Regions from separate parts of the Homo sapiens genome. Here regions 2, 3, 4 and 5 are each linked to region 1. A link is a contact called in ENCODE Hi-C or POLR2A ChIA-PET data. All regions are on one chromosome and are shown on one strand. The core of a region is the stretch at or near the end of the contact, and the rest is flanking DNA. Distances in the headings are between cores, read along the strand shown.

Evidence for each region. A loop is a pair of places that touch in the nucleus more often than their neighbours do. ChIA-PET counts read pairs that join two places held with the same protein, here RNA polymerase II (POLR2A). Pooled maps may share reads with other maps.
Region 2: a loop to region 1 is called in a pooled map, with 4 times the contacts of the local background. The contact joins the enhancer-like site here to the promoter of BRD10 in region 1. A Hi-C loop is called at or near these places in 2 of 50 pooled maps. POLR2A ChIA-PET finds 5 or more read pairs at or near these places in 3 of 52 experiments (WTC11, activated CD4-positive, alpha-beta T cell and activated naive CD4-positive, alpha-beta T cell).
Region 3: a map of IMR-90 shows a loop between it and region 1 (6-fold over the local background). The contact joins the enhancer-like site here to the promoter of BRD10 in region 1. A Hi-C loop is called at or near these places in 5 of 168 maps with a recorded cell type or tissue (IMR-90, endothelial cell of umbilical vein, mammary epithelial cell and 2 more) and 12 of 50 pooled maps. POLR2A ChIA-PET finds 5 or more read pairs at or near these places in 5 of 52 experiments (A549, A673, Caco-2 and 2 more).
Region 4: POLR2A ChIA-PET joins it to region 1 with 10 read pairs in MCF 10A. The contact joins the enhancer-like site here to the promoter of BRD10 in region 1. A Hi-C loop is called at or near these places in 1 of 168 maps with a recorded cell type or tissue (posterior cingulate gyrus) and 4 of 50 pooled maps. POLR2A ChIA-PET finds 5 or more read pairs at or near these places in 3 of 52 experiments (A549, AG04450 and MCF 10A).
Region 5: a loop to region 1 is called in a pooled map, with 3 times the contacts of the local background. The contact joins the enhancer-like site here to the promoter of BRD10 in region 1. A Hi-C loop is called at or near these places in 6 of 50 pooled maps. POLR2A ChIA-PET finds 5 or more read pairs at or near these places in 3 of 52 experiments (WTC11, activated CD4-positive, alpha-beta T cell and activated naive CD4-positive, alpha-beta T cell).

What each region holds. Positions count from the first base shown.
Region 1 is chr9:6,006,820-6,010,640 of GRCh38, reverse strand. BRD10 (bromodomain containing 10) reads left to right here and starts at 2,159. Exons shown (of 8, transcript NM_001017969.3): 1 at 2,159-3,446. The coding sequence starts at 2,854. MIR4665 (microRNA 4665) reads right to left here and starts at 2,815; the gene lies at 2,737-2,815. RefSeq lists silencers at 2,092-2,611, 2,662-2,891, 3,082-3,241, 3,632-3,691 and enhancers at 2,129-2,628, 2,629-3,130, 3,262-3,491.
Region 2 is chr9:6,182,430-6,186,327 of GRCh38, reverse strand. No RefSeq gene overlaps it. Among named protein-coding and RNA genes, the nearest start is that of IL33, 31 kb to the left of the region's middle. RefSeq lists enhancers at 1,203-1,302, 2,777-3,361, 3,362-3,898. Within about 2 kb of position 1,432, at least 2 of the 41 ENCODE cell types and tissues checked have a DNase peak (open chromatin) inside an H3K27ac peak, as active enhancers do.
Region 3 is chr9:5,797,378-5,801,056 of GRCh38, reverse strand. It overlaps ERMP1 (endoplasmic reticulum metallopeptidase 1), which reads left to right. Exons shown (of 15, transcript NM_024896.3): 12 at 2,049-2,251; 13 at 3,125-3,240. Among named protein-coding and RNA genes, the nearest start is that of ERMP1, 34 kb to the left of the region's middle. Within about 2 kb of position 1,521, at least 3 of the 41 ENCODE cell types and tissues checked have a DNase peak (open chromatin) inside an H3K27ac peak, as active enhancers do.
Region 4 is chr9:5,816,676-5,820,347 of GRCh38, reverse strand. The region is part of intron 4 of ERMP1 (endoplasmic reticulum metallopeptidase 1); the gene reads left to right. Among named protein-coding and RNA genes, the nearest start is that of ERMP1, 15 kb to the left of the region's middle. Within about 2 kb of position 2,252, at least 3 of the 41 ENCODE cell types and tissues checked have a DNase peak (open chromatin) inside an H3K27ac peak, as active enhancers do.
Region 5 is chr9:5,762,439-5,765,842 of GRCh38, reverse strand. It overlaps RIC1 (RIC1 partner of RAB6A GEF complex), which reads right to left. Exons shown (of 26, transcript NM_020829.4): 18 at 3,183-3,302; 19 at 1,975-2,703; 20 at 271-429; 21 at 45-181. Among named protein-coding and RNA genes, the nearest start is that of ERMP1, 69 kb to the left of the region's middle. RefSeq lists an enhancer at 2,236-3,404. Within about 2 kb of position 1,307, at least 2 of the 41 ENCODE cell types and tissues checked have a DNase peak (open chromatin) inside an H3K27ac peak, as active enhancers do.

The DNA.
Region 1 (3,821 bases), core at 910-3,409:
TTGAGATGTAGTTTTGCTCTTGTTGCCCAAGCTGGAGTGCAATGGCACGATCTCGGCTCACTGCAACCTCCGCCTCCCAGGTTCAAGCAATTCTGCCTCAGCTTCCCGAGTAGCTGGGATTACAGGTGCGCACCACCACTCCCAGCTAATTTTTTGTATTCTTAGTAGAAACGGGGTTTCACCATGTTAGCCAGGCTGGTCTAGAACTCCTGACCTCAGGTGATCTGTCCACCTCAGCCTCCCAAAGTGCAGGGATTACAGGTGTCAGCCACCGTGCCCAGCCCATATTTCTTGTGTAATAGAGTTTCTTTTTTAAGATCAAGGACCCGATCCTACTTTCATTATAGTTAAGTTGCTATCATCTTGACCTCTTCATAACCTAGAGTTGAGGTTCCTTCTACTCACCCACACCTTTCTCTTTTATATAATCTTAATTAAGAAACCCTTTATCAACATTTCTAGCAATTCCCTACACTTTTATGTATGAGGAATTAGAAATTCTGCCAGATGACTTGGAATTAGGCACCTGGAGTTTTTGAAGTATGACAGACCTAGATTTTAACTTTGTTTAACAACTTTCTTAAACTAAGAGGCAGTTTCCTCATCTGAAAAATAAGGTTAATACCTAGCTGATAGGCTTGTTGTGAGATTAAAGGAGACAATGAATATAAAGTGCTTAGTGGCACAGGGTTCAATAATGTAAGCTAATATTGTCCAAGAGTCATGAAATAGAGCTGATGACTAAAGAGGAGTAGAGGATGTTTGCTTGGGTACGTTGGGCTTCAGATTCCTGGGCTTTGTCGAAAGAAAGGAGGAATGTCTAGTCAGACACACGTTTTGGTTGCCAGGTGCTGAAGTAAGACTGATCCCTGCATTTTTCTTTCTGTGAGCTGAGGTTCTGTGGACTCTTCAGAGTCCACAGACTCTTCTCTGAGGGGAGAGAACCCTGTAAATGCGTTATATATTACAAATGTCTGATGAGAGGAGACCTCGAATACTAGATAAAAGGTATGTGTGGAGGACAGTGTGAATACCCTAACAGAGCGTTCCCGCTTCACTATTTTACTTAAGAGTGATACTTAACTTACTGGACAAAAACAGCTTTGAGGTTAAAAAAAAATTTTATCACTGCTTTAAAGTTCACATTAATGAGAAGTAAACAATTGCAAGAGTCAGAGTATCCTAATCATTTAGTTATACACATTTTACTTTTAAAATGCATGATTTCTGTAATTTTGTTTTTGTGTTTAGGTAATTCTAGGTTTTAACGAGGGTTCTGTGTACCTAGAAAAAATAATATGTGCGTCTTTCAAATAGAACATGAGGAAATAGTAGTATTTGCTTTATGGAACCATGAATTCCTACCTCCCAACTAATTTTAAGTAACATGTAAACCAATGTGAATGATGAGTCCACTTTTTAGTCATTAAACAGTAATTGTAAAATGTAGTGAGATTATCAGCCCATGCAAACAACTGTTTAATGCTGTACAACTCAGACATGAACTATTTTGACTGTTTTCAGTCCCAAGAATTTGTTTAAATGAGGTTCCATTCTCTTTATTCTTAACAGATCTCAAGAATCGGGAGGGTGGAAATTTGTAACTGAAAACATGGAATTAGTTCCAAAATATGAATTGATGTTAAGAGCTGGGGTTCTAAAAATCACTTCCTTTTCTTCTGCATGTGAACGTATGGTCGAGTCCTTAAACTTTCTTTCTAAACTTCTCAAAATTCTGGTTATATATAGAAGACCCGCAGTCACAAGGGAGAAAGGGTGGGAACAGAATGTAAATTTTATAGTAGAGAAGATTTACATTTTGCGCTTTCTCACTATTCATTTGCCATTAACAAAGGTTATCTAGCAACTTTAATTTTAGTTTGGGGGGCTAACACGGGTCTTGCAAAAGAAGTTTCCTCTTGAAGCACTTGCTTTAAAAAAAGCCTTTTGGCCACCTTCCCAGGCGGTAGCGAATTAAGCTGCGCAGGCGCCTTGCTTCCCCCTCCATCAACATGTTCGATTGGCCTACGATTGATTACATCATTGGTCCGCGCAACCCTAGCAGGCTTCTGGGCCTGTAGCTGAGCCGAAGCTCTTCCTTTTGCGTAGCGGGGCGGGGCACGATGGTGGCGGGGGGGGAGGGGGGAATTGTTCTACTACGCATGCGCACCGGGGATGGCGACAGGGCCTCTTTCTTTGCTTCTCTCCACAGCTCTTCCCAGCCGGGGGGCTGAGTGCCCTCCCCCTTCTCTCCCTGCCCCTCCCCTTTCTCCCCCCTCACCGCCCAGCGGGGCTTCTAACTGACAGTTGTCGCCGGGCCCCGTCCGTGCACCGCCTCCTTCTGCCCGTGTCCCCCGCAGGTAGAGGGGGGCGGGAGGGGGTGTGAGGGAGAGGAGGAGCCGGAGCCGCCGCTGCGGCCCCCTCCGGGGAGGGGAGAGGAGAACCCCCTTCCTCCTCGCCCCCTCCCAGCCCCCCGCTGGCCCGGGAGGGGGTGGGGCGCCGAGGCCGCGGCGACCCGGCAGGGCCTGGCCGGTGAAGAGCAGGCGGGCGGGGTGCGGAGGGGTGAGGCCGGCGAGGGCCGTGCGCGCGCCGCCGCCGGGGGGGAGGGGAGAGGAGGGCACCTAGGCTCTCCTCTTCTCTCCCCCCTCCTCGCGCGCCATGTAACCCCGCCCCGCCGGCGGTGAGCTCAAGACCCCCGCGCGCACCGAGCCGAGCCGGCGGCTGAGGAGAGCCAGGCCCGATGTGGCGGGGGCTACGCGCCGCGGCCGAGCCGTGAGGAAGCGGCTCGCGCTCACGCGTCCCCCAGCACCTCGAGCGGCTGTTCCACACCGCCCAGCCTAGGCCTGCCGGGGCATGAGTGTGCCCGGGACGCCGGGAGCGATGGAGCCGGCTGGGGAGGAAGAGCGGCCGCCACCGGCGGCCGAAGGAGAGGACGACGAGGAGGAGGTGGCAGCGGCGGCCCAGACCTCAGGGCCGGCCCACGGAAGGAGTGCCTCCTCGCTGGAGGACGCGGACGATCAGGAGGAAGAGATGGAGGCGATGGTGATCGGAGGCGGTTGCTGCAAGGAGCAGGAGCTGACCTACGAGCTACAGCAGGGCTACCGCATCCTGGGCGAGTTCCTGCAGGAGAAGCACCGGGGCCTCACCGCCCCCTTTCTGCAGCCCTTGGGGGGCGTTGCCACCGCGGAGGAGGAGGTGGCGGAAGGGCCGCGCAGCGGGGGCCGGGGCGGTCGCGCCTTCCCGCAGCAGCCCGGACAGGGCATGTGTCTGCTGCAGATGGAAGAGAAGTTCGCCAGCGGCCAGTACGGGGGCATCACCGAGTTCGTGGCGGACTTCAGGTTGATGCTGGAGACGTGCTACCGCCTGCACGGAGTGGACCACTGGATCTCCAAACAGGGCCAGAAGCTGGAGATGATGCTGGAGCAGAAGTTAGCGCTTCTCTCTCGGTAAGCGAGCCCGGTCCCCGGTGGGACTGACAGACTGACACAAACACACACTCACACGTGCCCGAGGATGGGCTGGGCCAGGGGCCTGGGGGCGGCGCTGATAGGTGCTGAGTCGGTGCTGGAGAAGCCCGGGAGGAGGAGCGGCGCTGGGCGGGGACCGGAGGGGTGTGGTGGGTGTGGGCCGAACCCGGCTTGCGCGTAGACTGAGAAGGAAACCCGAGTCTGCAGCGCTGAAGAGCTGGGTATAGTTTGCAGATGTAAAATGGAATGGGTCCCGTAGGAAGAATTGCACGTGTAGGCAGAGGAACAGTTTTTGTGGGATGGAAGTTGGACCTGCAACTTTTAGACAGTTTTAGCATGACATTTAAAACAGCG
Region 2 (3,898 bases), core at 183-2,682, 180 kb before region 1:
CCAGTCTTGGGCAGTATGAAAATGGACTAATACACTTACATATAGCGATCCCCATATTTCTGGAGACTATGGAATTTAGCCTCTGCTTTGTTTTAGCTTGCTAATAGAAAATTAAAATGTTAAAGTTTCAAAAAAATTATTCTACAACTTCACTCAGAGGCATGACTTGGTTTGGTTTGGTTTAAAGGTGGTATCCTTTGCTGTTTAGGAGAAATAATATGTGAACTAAAAGAATCCTTTACAGTAAATATATAAAACTCATTATTTAAAGAAATATAGCACCTGCAAGTATGATAACAGCTGCCTTCATTTAGACATAGCTTTGTCTTTAGCCAGGAACCTTAATTAACTCAGGATTCTTAACACAATCCTGAGAAATACAGAGTTAGAAAGGAAGGTTGTGCACATTTACTGAGTATCTATAATGTTCCAAGCTCTGTCATTATAACCTGCTGTCTCTATTTTATTTAGTAAGTTTAAGAAAGGTTTTGAGAGGGTCATAGAAAAACATATCATTGGAGAATTATCTAGAGAACCAAAAGAGGACAAGTCTAAAAAGAGACCATGGTGAGCCTCAGTTTCAGGCCATCTTTTCTTCTCATTCTATGTATTCTCCCAGCTTCATTTTATTCATGCCAATATCTATACTTACCATTTATTAATGAATGATTCTCAAATCTACATAACAATTCAGACCTCTCCGCTAAATTCCTTTTTACATATCCAGCTGTTTTCTGAATATCTGCCTTGGATGACCCACAGGCTTCTCTGAAGTGTCATGCCCCAGATGAAAGTATTTTCCTGCCACTCAGCTCCTGTTCCTTGTTTCATGGTCCAGTGAATGGCACCACCATCCACTCTATTGCCCAAATCACCTATGCAGTTTCCTTGGCTTTTTATTTTCCCTCACTGTTCTCTATCCTACCCCATCCCCCAATCTAATAAATGGCCAAATCCTGTCAACTCTATCGTCCAAATATCTCTGGAATCTACATGCTTCTTTCCATCAGCCACTCAGCTAAGCTTTCAGGCGTTAGAGTAGCTGATTAAAAATAGCCAAAATGAAAGTAACAGTCAAACCTTGACTCCCCTTTGTTTCATTTCCCCCAGTGGAACAGTGTGTTGGTGGAGTCAACTCACTGTTTAGGGATCTCCAACCAAAAGGCACCTGCAGTTTTATGGACCCTGGAGCCAGAAGTGAGGAAGAATGGGAGGGCTGCAAGTAGAAAATATCGAGTACTGAGTCAGAGTGGGTAAAGTGTCTTCAAGCTTCCCTGAAAAGAAGAAGACTTCCAAATGGAGGTGCCTGGGCCATGAATGCAGATATGTATAAGAGCATAGCTGGCCAGGAGGCCTGAATCTTTGACTGCAACTCTCCTCAGACACTGCAATGCATTGGCTCTGTACCAAGTCTGGTGTGGGAAGGGCAGCTTTTCCTATGAGGCCTTCCAGGCAAAGCCTTTGCAATTGCCTGTGGCTGGGCCTGAAATATCACACATACGGTTTTGGCCAGGAGTTAAACTCCTCACTCCTGAACCCCAGTTCTGCTACCTGAGCCCAGGCCACCATCCTCTCTTACCTCCAGAATTACAGCAGCCTCCTTAATGGTCTCCTTGGAGCCGGTCTTTGCCATCTTCCAATCTGTTTTCCATAAAGCAGCCAGAGGGATTGTTATAAAACACAAATCTGACCTAATCATGCCTGTATCAGTCAGGGTCCCAAAAGGAAATAGACTTTAATTCAGATGGTTCAAATGAAAAGCTTTGATGAAAGGGCTACTTACAGAGGTGTGGGCAGAATGAAAGAGACTAGAAACAGGGGAAGCCATATTTATCTGTAGGTCTGAAGAGACAAGAAATAGTTACTCAGTGAAAGCTGGAGCCACAAAAGGGCTGCCTGGCAGGACCTGTGTTCAAGGAGGGATACATTTACTATCGGGTGTAGCACTGAAGCAAGGGGACCCAGGGAAAAGGCACCGCATTGGCTGAACCCATCTGGAAGCCAGTAGGCAAGGGAGAGTGGGTGACAGACCCTATGGGGATCTGATTTCCAGGGCAGAGAATGGATCTGGAGGTATGGGAAACAAAAGAACCAGTGCAACTCTTCTACTTAACACCCAGCCATGTCTTCACATTGCATGTAGGGTAAAGTCCAAGCTCCTAAATTTGGCTTCCAAAGCCTTCCTGATCTGGGCTGAGCCTTTCTTCGCAGTTTGTATTACACACTTCATCCTGAGCTCTTGCTCTGTACTTTCGCCATACTCAACTTACTTTCGTTCTCTCCTATCCAGGCCTTTGTAAGGGTTATTCTCTATCCCAGAAATATTTTCTCCAACCAACCTCTCTTTAATCTGTATACATCTTTCTCACTTTTCAGATCTCAATTTAATTGTCACTGTCTGCAGAAATTCTATTGTCACATGGCCCTGACTAAGCATAGTGTTTTCTCATGGATTTCCATATCCTTCTTCCACATCAAAGCCTCCAATAAATTTCCAGTCACTCCCACTGTACTGTAAGCCTTGCAGAGCACAGATTGTATCTATCATGTTCACTGTTGTATCACCAGAGTGTGCCTGGTACTAGGAACTACTTAAGTATATATTAAATGAATGAGAGCTTATTATATTTCATGTACTTGCCATTCATTTTTTTTCATCGATTTCCTTCTATTTCTATGTTATGTTGAGGTTTTATTAGGGGAGATGGATGAATTTTATCAACACCTTTTCAGCAAGTGTTGATATGATTATGTAGTTTATCTTCCTTAATTTGCTGTTGTAATGAGTGATAAGTGATTGATTTTAGATCATACATTTGCATTCCTAAAATATACACAACTTGGTAATATTCATTTTATTAGAGGCTAGATTTTGTTTACTAATAATTTATTTAGAATTTTTGTATCTAGATTCATTTGTAAGAGTTTTACATTTTTATATTCTCCATCTGGCTTTGGAATTAGGATTATGCTGACTTCATAAAATAAATGAAGGAGCTTAAATAGGATTAGAACTATCTGTTATTTAAGAGTTAGAGAGAGCACTGTTACGAAACATCCGGTCCTGGCACCTTGTTTTAATGGTAGATCAAAATTCACCTGAGAGGAGCCAAGATGGCCGAATAGGAACAGCTCCGGTCTCCAGCTCCCAGCGTGAGCAACGCAGAAGACGGGTGATTTCTGCATTTCCATCTGAGGTAGCGGGTTCATCTCACTAGGGAGTGCCAGACAGTGGGCGCAGGTCAGTGGGTGCGCGCACCGTGCGCCAGCGGAAGCAGGGCGAGGCATTGCCTCACTCGGAAGCGCAGAGGATCAGGGAGTTCCCTTTCCTAGTCAGAGAAAGGGGTGACAGACGGCACCTGGAAGATCAGGTCACTCGCACCCGAATACTGACGGGCTTAAAAAACAGCGCACCAGGAGATTGTGTCCCACACCTGGCTCGGAGGGTCCTACGCCCACGGAGTCTCGCTGATTGCTAGCACAGCAGTCTGAGATCAAACTGCAAGGCGGCAACGAGGCTGGGGGAGGGGCGCCCGCCATTGCCCAGGCTTGCTTAGGTAAACAAAGCAGCCAGGAAGCTCGAACTGGGTGGAGCCCACCACAGCTCAAGGAGGCCTGCCTGCCTCTGTAGGCTCCACCTCTGGGGGCAGGGCACAGACAAACAAAAAGACAGCAGTAACCTCTGCAGACTTAAGTGTCCCTGTCTGACAGCTTTGAAGAGAGCAGTGGTTCTCCCAGCACGCAGCTGGAGATCTGAGAACCGGCAGACTGCCTCCTCAAGTGGGTCCCTGACCCCTGACCCCCGAGCAGCCTAACTGGGAGGCACCCCGTAGCAGGGGCAGACTGACACCTCACACGGCAGGGTATTCCAACAGACCTGCAGCTGAGGGTCCTGTCT
Region 3 (3,679 bases), core at 272-2,771, 210 kb after region 1:
ACCTTTTTTGTGTGTAAGGCAGTGAGGAGAAGACTGACTGTCAAGAGGCATTCTTATCAGCTAGACATATATCTCCCAGGAGACTGAATTGGAAATGTTTGCTTGTTTTTATTACTATTCAAATTATAAAACTGCATCTATTTGGAAAAACAGGAGCAAATATTTATTATGGAATAATGAGTTTTTAGAAATATAGATTGTAAAAATGTATACAGGCTGAGTAAAATCTAAACTGTCAACTGGCAAAATAAAATTGATGTTTAGAAGTGCTAGTAAAATTAATCTTAAGTAACATTCAAAGTGATATGTGATAGTGAAACTATAACTTAGAAAGGGTTTAATAAAGTGAGTTTTAGGACTTACTTTCTTTTCTCTTTTTTTAAAATGGAGTCTTGGTCTGTTGCCCAGGCTGGAGTGCAGTGGAACGATCTTGGCTCACTGCAACCTCTGCCCCCTCGGTTCAAGTGATTCTCCTGCCTCAGACTCCCAAGTAGCTGGTATTACAGGCGCTCGCCACCACGCCTGGCTAATTTTTGTATTTTTAGTGGAGACAGGGTTTCACTACGTTGGCCAGGCTGTTCTTGAATTCCTGACCTCAGGTGATCCACCCACCTCGGCCTCCCAAAGTGCTTGGGATTACAGGTGTGAGCCACCACACCTGGCCAGTTTGAGGACTTATTTTAGATCTCAACTTTTTCTTCAAATTTTTTAGACCTGGTACTATAAAGCAGTAAGCCTCAATTCTAGTCATCTCTGTTAGAGATGGCTAAATTGTTAGTTTTTCTAAATTGTTTTTAAAAGTTCTCATACTACACAAATTATCTTATGCCTTATACCCATCCCTTTCTCATGTTTGTGAACACATACTAACATATTGTATATTTTGCATAATTCTTATTTGTATTTTATACTCTGTAAGTGAAAGATCCTGCTTCAAGATAACATATACCCTTAAGGGCAAGAGTCACATCTAACCTAATCTAGCCAAACAGAAATGCCAGAGGAATTATACCTAGATAATTATTCAAGGACTTAAAAAATTAAAAACACTTAGGAGGTTTTGAAAAGGGGCCAAATAACAATTCCTTGTTATAGTCCTGAAGGACACTGTGATAAATTTTATGTGAGATTTTACAATTTGTAAAACCTTTAGTGAAGAACGGATTTTTTTTTAGGAGGTTCAGTGTGTTTTTCATGATGTATTAAGTTTTATAATTATGTCAGTAATACTTAGGAAAAGCAGGATTTTTATTTTTAAAAAGTCATTTTCTGATTTGTTTGGGGGTTCTCTTCCACTGTGCCAGAAGTTGGCAAACTTTTCCTGTAAAGGACAAGATAATATTTTGGGCTTTGTCAGCAATACAGTCTGTTGCAGTGAAACAGAGCGAAAGCAGCAACAGAGTATACCCAAACAAATGAGTGTGGCCATGTTCAAATAATGGTTCGTATATAAAAACAGTCAGTGGACAGTTTGCCCTGTTGGCTGCAGTTTGCCGGCTCCTGCCCTATGCAGTGTTTTTTTTTGTTTGTTTTTTTCCTGATTGGTATTCTTCAGGCTGGTTTCTGCCGTGAATAAAGTTATTTCAAATGGAGCACGGTGCCTTTTCATAGAATTCTGTTAGGCACAAGGCTGTCATCTAGTGGTGAGCTGCAATTCCCACTTTTCTCTGCACATGAATTAGCTTCATAAAACACTAATAGGGAAATGAGTGTGTATGTATATATGTGCTTAGGATGTATTTGTTTTAAATCCTTATCTAAAAGCAGCTCTAACATTAACGTCTTTTAAGTCTGAAATAGTAAGTTTCAAAAACATTTTATAGGAATCCTAAATATATTTGGAAGATACAATAAAACAATAATCTATATATCTATTTTCCAGTTTAAAATAAAGAACGCTAGCAGTACCTTAGAAACTCTCAGTGTCTTATTCACTTGCTCCATATCCACATCATTTCTTGGTATTGTCATACTCCATTTTTGTAATCTGGGGTGGGAATGTGGGTGTACTAGTTGAAACAGTTTTTTCACTAGTCTTTTTTTTTCAGCATATGACTAGAACATTCCATGACTTGGAAGGAAATGCAGTTAAACGGGACTCTGGAATATGGATCAATGGGTTTGATTATACTGGAATTTCTCACATAACCCCTCACATTCCTGAGATCAATGATAGTATCCGAGCTCACTGTGAGGAGAATGCACCTCTTTGTGGTTTTCCTTGGTATCTTCCAGTGCACTTTCTGATCAGGTTGGTTCATTATTTTTCTGCTTAAGGTTAGTTTGTTCTCAAGTCTTGTCACCATATCAGTACTCTTATCATTTAAACTGCCATCCTTTAATATACAAGTTCAGTGGTGTTTGTACTATTTTTTCTATCATTATGAAACTTTTTTTTTTTTTTTAGTGGAATAAAGCACTCAGAAGAGTAGTTTTGTTTTTTCAAATTTTAAAAATCTTTTCTCTAGAAACCTGAGTGGTTAGAAAAGGTGGCCCTTCTAACTAATATAATAGCCAATAAGCATCTATCTCAAAAATTGTGGCCGGGCACGGTGGCTCATGCCTGTAATCCCAGCACTTTGGGAGGCCGAGGCGGGTGGATCACCTGAGGTCGGGAGTTCGAGACCAGCCTGACAAACCTGGAGAAACCGTGTCTCTACTAAAAATATAAAATTAGCCGGGCATGGTGGTGCATGCCTGTAATCCCAGGTACTCGGGAGGCTGAGGCAGGGGAATTGCTTGAACCCGGGAGGTGGAGGTTGCGGTGAGCCGATATCGCGCCATTTCACTCCAGCCTGGGCAACAACAGCAAAACTCTGTCTCTCAAAGAAAAAAAAAAATTGTTTTCTCTGGGAAGATTTTATAGCTTGGCAGTGAAGGACTGGATGAGAAGAAATAGGATGGGTGGTGGAATCAAGATCACCTAGGTTACTCCTTTGTTCTTAACATTGGGAAGGTTTTATTACAAAATAACCTAAATTTGTTGGAGTTGGCATTGCTTATCATGTCTGTCAGTTTATTTTCATACCCAAAAATGTGTTCATATATGCTGAACAGTTCTGTGAGTTACAGATAGCCATCAAATAATAAAGCACCCTAAAACTGAAGCTTCCTTTCTAAATAGGAAAAACTGGTATCTTCCTGCCCCAGAAGTTTCTCCAAGAAATCCTCCTCATTTCCGACTCATATCCAAAGAACAGACACCTTGGGATTCTATAAAATTGACTTTTGAAGCAACAGGTAAGTCATATAATAGTTTTTTCTCCCCTCCTTTATTTCTTAAACTTGTTAATAAGTGGCATGTATGTTTTTCCCTCAGATATATCACAGGAACCAGCAACTTAGGAAGAGCCTGTGATGTTTCTAAAATCAATTGAAGCTGGTTATGACTTCTTTTTTTTTTTTTTTTGAGATGGAGTCTCGCTCTGTCGCCCAGGCTAGAGTGCAGTGGTACGATCTCGGCTCACTGCAACCTCCGCCTCCTGGGTTCAAGTGATTCTCCTGCCTCAGCCTCCTGAGTATTTGGGATTACAGGTGTGTGCCACCATGCCTGGCTAATTTTTGTATTTTTAGTAGAGACAGGGTTTCACCATGTTGGTCAGGCTGGTCTTGAACTCCTGACCTCATGGTCTGCCTGCCTCGGCCTCCCAAAGTGCTGGGATTACAGGTATGAGCCACC
Region 4 (3,672 bases), core at 1,003-3,502, 190 kb after region 1:
AAAATAGAATCATATTCTGTCTGCTACTTTATAGCCACCTTTTCTTTTTGAGGTGGAGTCTCGCTCTGTCGCTTAGAGTGGAGTGCAGTGACGCGATCTCAGCTCACTGCACCCTCTGCCTCCTGGGTTCAAGCGATTCTCTTGCCTCAGCCTGCCATGTAGCTGGGATTACAGGTGTGTGACACCATGCCTGGCTAATTTTTGTATTTTTAGTGGAGACGGGGTTTCACCATGTTGGCCAGGCTGGTCTCGAACTCCTGAGCTCAGGTGATCGGCCCACTCAGTTTCCCAAAGTGCTGGGATTACAGGTGTGACCCACCACGCCCGGCCTGTAGCCTTCTTTAGAATGAATTCTTTTTTTTAAAGTTACAGCTTTATTGAGATATATAATTCTTAGTTGTGCAATCATCATCATAATCAATTTTAGAATGTTTTTATCATCCCAAATAGGAAACTCATTAGCAGTCACTCCCATTTTCCCCCATCCCTAGGCAACTGCCTGTCTACTTTGTGTCTCTATAGATTTTCCTGCTGTAGACATTTCATATAAATGTAATCATACAACACGTGATTGTTTGCGTTTGGGTTTTTTTACTTAGTGTAATGTATTTCAGATTGTTAATCTAAATAACAGAGGGAGACTCTCAAAGAAGATGGTATTTAGTAATGGGTGTTGCAGTAGGAATACATGTGCCATAGTAAACTGTGAAACTATGTGCCATAGTAAACCAGGGCAGTAAAGGAAGACAAAAGTTTTTATAGGAAAAATGAAGAGGATTACATAATTTTTTAGGGATAATTATCCTTGGCTACAAGGATCAATAACAAGGGTGGCACCAGTCTGAGATTGGACAGGCAGTTGCTGGGCTGATGTCCTTGCTGAAGTTTTTTGTTTGATATGAGGTTGCAATGGCCTTTATGCAAGGTTGTGGTTTTTGAAGAGTCTTTTGTGATAATTCTTGTTATCAGGCATTTGTGCATGAGAACCCTCCCTTCATGGCCTTCCCTGGCTCCGTTATCGGAGTTTTTAACGCAAGTGAGTCTGTTTTGATTCTGACAGCTTTCACAAGGTTCATCCACATTGTCGCATGTATTAGTACTTCATTTTTTTTTAATGGCTGACTAACCCATTGTATGGATGTATTATGTTTCGTTTATCCATTCATCCATCGATGGATATTTGGATTGTTTCCACTTTTAGACTTTTATGATAATGCTGGAGTAAACATTCATGTGTAAGTCTTTGTGTAAACGTATATTTTCATTTCTTTTAGATACCTAGGAATGGAATTCCTGGGATGTATAGTAAATTTATGCATAGCTTTTTAAGAAACTGCCAAATTAAACAGTTTTATTTGAGAATAAATGCAAATACATATAACAGTAAGGATTTTTAAAATACTTGATCAGCAAAAAGTTAGTAAAATGATAATGCCCAGTGCTGATGAGTATAAGCAGTCATTTTCATACACTGTTAGTGAGAATGTAGATGTGCATTTTGGCAACATGTATTACTTTTTTAAATGTGCAGGCTCTTCAGTTCAGCAGACCCATTTCTGGGAATTTAACCTGCAGAAATAGTTGACATAAATCTAAGTCATCTTGGGTTTTCTTTTCTTTTCTTTTTTTTTTTTTGAGATAGGATCTTGCTTTGTTGCCCAGGCTGGAATGTGGTGGAGCAGTCATGGCTCACTGGTTTCCAGCTCCTGGGCTCAAGTGATCTGCCTGCTTCAGCCTCCTGAGTAGCTGGGATGACAGGCACGTGCCACCATGCCCAGCCAGTTTTTTACTTTTTGTAGAGACAGGGTCTCACTGTGTTGCCCAGGCTGGTCTCAAACTTCTGGACTTAAGCAGTCTTCCTTCCTTGGCCTCCCAAAGTGCTGGGATTAAAGGCATGAGGCATCATGTCCAGTCTTGGTTTTCTCTTAAGAGTAGAAAATTGGAAATACCTTTAGTGTATGAGTAGGAGACTGGTCATGATAATTTTTTTCTTTCTTCCATCATTAATTTTTCTCTCTCTATAGGATCATTTCCATTTGCATGCAGACATACCTTTTCCTCCATTTTAAAGAAAACCACTTTTATCACAACCTGCTAGCTAGTCTTATTCCTCTGACCCTCTACTGCAGAATTCCTCAAAAGAATGGTCTGTAGTCATAGTCTTGAATAACTGCTTTTTTTTTTTTTTGAGATAGGATCTTGCTTTGTCATCTAGGCTGGAATGCAGTGATGCAATCATGGCTCACAGTTCTCCAGCTCCTGGGCTCAAGTGATCCACCTTGATATACCGAGATCCACCAAAATCGATAGATCCACCATGTGATCTATTCTTGAACAATTCTAGTCAGCTTTAGCCTCCCCACTTCACCACGACTATTCTTGTAAAGGTCACATTGGCAAATTCAGTCAGTTTTCAGGCCTCATGTTACTTGGCTTCCATCATAATATTTACCACTCTTAGTCTCTTTTATTAGTTCCTCCTTTTTTTTTTTCCTTTTGTGTATTGATGCCGTAACTAGAGATTGAAGGAAGTAAAGCAGTGGAAGGATGCTGTGGGTCTGCTGAGCTGGGTCTGTTTTCCCTGGACTTCTAGAGAACTTTGACTTACTATTCTTGGCACTGAGGCCTACCTCCTCTGAACGTTACGCATGCCCATACTCTTTGCATTAAGAAAGATGAGGCTCATTCTTGAGAAATGAACACACAAGAAGCTGGAAGCATCATAGGATTTAGATGATGGCAGGAGAAAGAATGTCAATTGAAAATGTTTCTGTATCTGCCTGCCACCTTACTCTGTAAGATAACTAAAAGGTTTTGCGTGGAGGTAGGATAGGGTACTGATTAAGAGCATAGGCTCTGGCCGGGTGTGGTGGCTTACGCCTGTAATCCCAGCACTTTGGGAGGCCAAGGCGGGCGGATCACCTGAGGTCAGGAGTTCGAGACCAGCCTGGCCAACATTGTGAAACCCTGTCTCTACTAAAAGTACAAAAATTAGCCAGGCATGGTGGCGGGCGCTTGTAATCCCAGCTACTTGGGAGGCTGAGGCAGGAGAATCGCTTGAACCCGGGAGGCAGAGGTCACAGTGAGCCGAGATCATGCCATTGCATTCCAGCCTGGACGACAGAGCGAGAGACTCTGTCTCAAAAAAAAGGCTGGGCACGGTGGCTCATGCCTGTAATCCCAGCACTTTGGGAGGCCGAGGCAGGCGGATCACGAGGTCAGGAGATCGAGACCTTCCTGGATAACATGGTGAAACCCCATCTCTACTAAAAATACAAAAAATTACCCGGGCATATTGGCAGGCGCCTGTAGTCCCAGCTACTTGGGAGGCTGAGGCAGGAGAATGGTGTGAACCCGGGAGGCAGAGCTTGCAGTGAGCCAAGATTGAGGTGCTGTACTCCAGCCTGGGAGACAGAGCGAGACTCTGTCACCAAAAAAAAAAAAAAAAAGCATAGGCTCTGTAGTTAGATGATCTAAGGTCAAACCTCAAAACTTTAGCTATAGCACATTCTACACGTGGAACCTTGGACAGGTCATGTGACCACTCCGAGCTTCACTTCCTCATCTGTAGTTCATTCTTTTTTCTTGCCGAACACTAGTCAATTCTACAACAATTGATCCATTCCGTTGGTGCTGTTATGTTGTTTCCAGGTTTTTGCTATGAATGGTGCT
Region 5 (3,404 bases), core at 58-2,557, 240 kb after region 1:
GTCATGAATGCCCAAAAAGCAGTAATGGCTCTTTATTATTTTACCTTTTTCCAGAGGGACCAGATGGCATACTTAGTGTTTTCTGTAAACTGAATTTACTGGCAGGAACATTTTCAGCTGACTGGGATAAACTGATGCTTCGATTCCTGAAGAACTCAAATCCACCACTTGAACTGGGTTCCTAGGATTACACACCATATGCAGTACCATTAGAGAAAGATGCTACGTGGGTGTATGGCCTAGAGAAGATGTGTAACTTTTGCAACTAACCTGAGCTGTGGGTGTGGATGGAGGTGTCTCAGATTCTCCAGAGCCAATGGCTTTAAGAAATCGAATCATGTGTCGACAAAGGTCCCACTTGCCTTGTTCTAGTGCTGTGTTGAATAGAAGGGTAGCATGTTGCCTACTTACTGCAGGGACTTCCATATTCTACAAAAAACAACCAGGACAGCATTCTTTTTATACTACACAATTTGGGAAGATATGAGCAATTCTTTATCTCGTTTTCTAAACTCAAAGAATGTAGCCACACCACCACAGGGGTTAGTTTAATAATAAGATTAAAAAGTACCATACAAGGAAAAGCGAGGCAAGTACTCTTCTGGTGTATGTAAACTATAATTTATTAAACTCCTACTACATGCCAGATAGCATACATATACTTTAAGTCATTTCATTTATTTCTCCCAGTGACTCTGCAGATAGGCATATCATTTGTATTTTACAAGTGAGGAAACTGAGTTAAGTAAATTGTTGAAGATCAGCAGAAAAGGAAGAAAAAAAAGGGAGGTTTGCCTGACTCCAAAATAGGTCAGGTCTGTCTCCTGTTGCAGAGTTTTCTGAGGATGTGACTAGAATCTTTGCTTTGGGCAATAGCAAGTAGTAAAGTTCTGCTGCACATTCAGAATCCTCCATTTTTCTTTCACAAATTTAACCTGCCTATCTTGGTCTTTATGGAAAGGTGCCTAATAGACAACTGTAATTGTAATTATTATCTGCCAATCCATAGCAACTTAGGAATTCTGTTGCAGAAAAAAATTACATTGTCAGGGAGATACAGTGAAGTTGCAGGGAGTGACCCGGAACCAAAAAACAGCTGCATTTATTTTGATTCTATTTTTAAAACCCTATGTCTTTTTCTTTAGGGTTAGCCATGGAATCATACTTCAAGGCCACCTGGCCTCTGCTTGAGTGTCTCCTCTGGTTTCAGTTCATTGTCATGAAGCAAAGAAGCTGACAGGAAATCTGCTTCAGGCAGAGATTGAAACCAGGTTTATGGTTAGCTTCTTACATCAATGGAAACAACTTTGCAGTAACTGGAAAGAATCTTTAAGTGTAGCCTATCAAATAACCAACTGTCAAGCCCTTTTGTCAAATAGCTAATGAAATAAATTTTCAGGAGTTGCAAAGAAGCCATTATTTTGAGAAAAACTGTGTGCTATGAGGGTCTTTGCTGTGGCAGGCCTGAGCCTTCTCAGCTTGCTTTGGGGAAGACTAGCTCAAGGTGCTCTGTTATGACCATGCTCTAATAAGTGTCCCCTCAGTAACCCACACTGAAAGGAAACAAATCTACTGTTGTGAGAAGCTCAAACTCACTAATATCTCAAATAATACTTTCTTTGCTATGTTTCTTATGTAATATTTCAATAATCTTATGTAATATTTCTTCCATGTTCCTATTACATGTATTCTAATATACATATTAAATTTCTTCAATATATTAAAATTTCAAAACACTACTCTGAACTCATTAATCTGTTTTAGGCCTATTTATGGACAATGGAAAAAATATCTCTGCAATGTTACTTTATGATATTCAAAGGAATCTGTCTGAATTCTTCCAAATTAAAGATATAAACAGAAAATTTGACTATGAATTCCTTAAACACAATCATGGTGTCAAAACAGGACATTTCTATTTTTCTAAGTTTAAGCTCATTAATTCTTGCCCCTTTATAAGAAGAGAATTGTTACCTGTAAGATAATAAGGTAAGAGGCAGCTGTGTCCAAATCCTGAGCCATCAAACACTCCTCAAACAAGTCCTTAGGGTTTCCAACAGCTGCAAAAAGGTAATTCCACAGGGCATATTCGGTCTTCCTGGCACAATGGACAACTGTCTGCAGGAAGAGGGGGAACTCAGTGATAAATTTTGCCACAGTGGGAAGCAGAGGGTCGGGAATGGGCTCCCGTGAGGTAGCTTCTTCTTCCAGTACTTCATGGAGCATGAGCTCCAGCACATGAGGGAAGTAAGGTAATGTGGCACAGGACTGGGCCAAGAGCAAGGCTTGCTCCCCAAGGTTTCTGACCAGAAGTTGACGTAGAATGTGGTGGAGGTAGATCTGAGAGGTTCTCTCCACAACACAGAAAGGGAAGAGCACCTCCAGCTGTTCTCTAGCATTGTTCCGAGTATATAAAGAATCATAGAGCAAAGTGTCATTGACAGCACCAAGGACTAAAGCATCTTCAAACAGAACAGCTAGCGGGTAAATGTTGATGTGGAAAGGCAGCATGATCCGCTGGGACAAGAAGGAATGGGGCTTGCGGTGATCCCTAGGGAAGAGAGGGAGCCAAACTTTCATCCCTGCACCACCACAGCTCAGCCAGAGGGCCTCCAGAAGGTGACGTTTCTGTTTATTTGCTCGACACGTTGTCCAGACATTTTCAACAGACTGGGCTAGTACAACAGGAGGACAGAATGGCAGCTGGAGAAGGAGAGACAAGAATCAAGTTGTTTTCCTATTAAATCTGCAGGTTCTTAAGTTCCTAGGTACTAGTTTACTAAGTCTTTCAAATGATAGTATAATATTTTTTTGGGAAAAGCAAAGGGATCTAATTAGAATTAGAGTTAATAAAAGTATCCTGGCCTTTTAAAGTATATACACTTAAATCTGAAAACAAAACACCCCATGAACTTCACCAGTCTATCCCTATTTTTTCCATTAGAATTTGCAATGAATGATGCCTAAGCAGTTAACATATGGAGTATGGAACATTTCATGATCATTTTGGGACCTTATCCTCCAGTCAGTCAGTCTTACACCCAGAGGCTTAAGACTGATTTTATGGACTTAATTTCTCCTTTCCAAATCATAAAATACTCTTCTCTTAAATTGTTTCATTCCTTCATCCTCATCCCATACCTTCTTAATGTTTGAAAAGAAATGACTAGTACTTTACTCACAAGTTTCCTTTGGTTATTAGGGTTACTGTCCTTCTCCCGGATCTGTGGGCCTGACCTGTCCCTCTGCATCATGATGAGCTGTCCTGCCAGGTTTAACATAATGCTCTCTGCACCACGAGCCTGAAATTTAAGAAAAAGCAGCTAAATTCATACTTCTGTATCGGTATGCTTTCCGCATCTCCCCCCAATCCATAAGGTTTATAGGTCAAACAATCTACATTA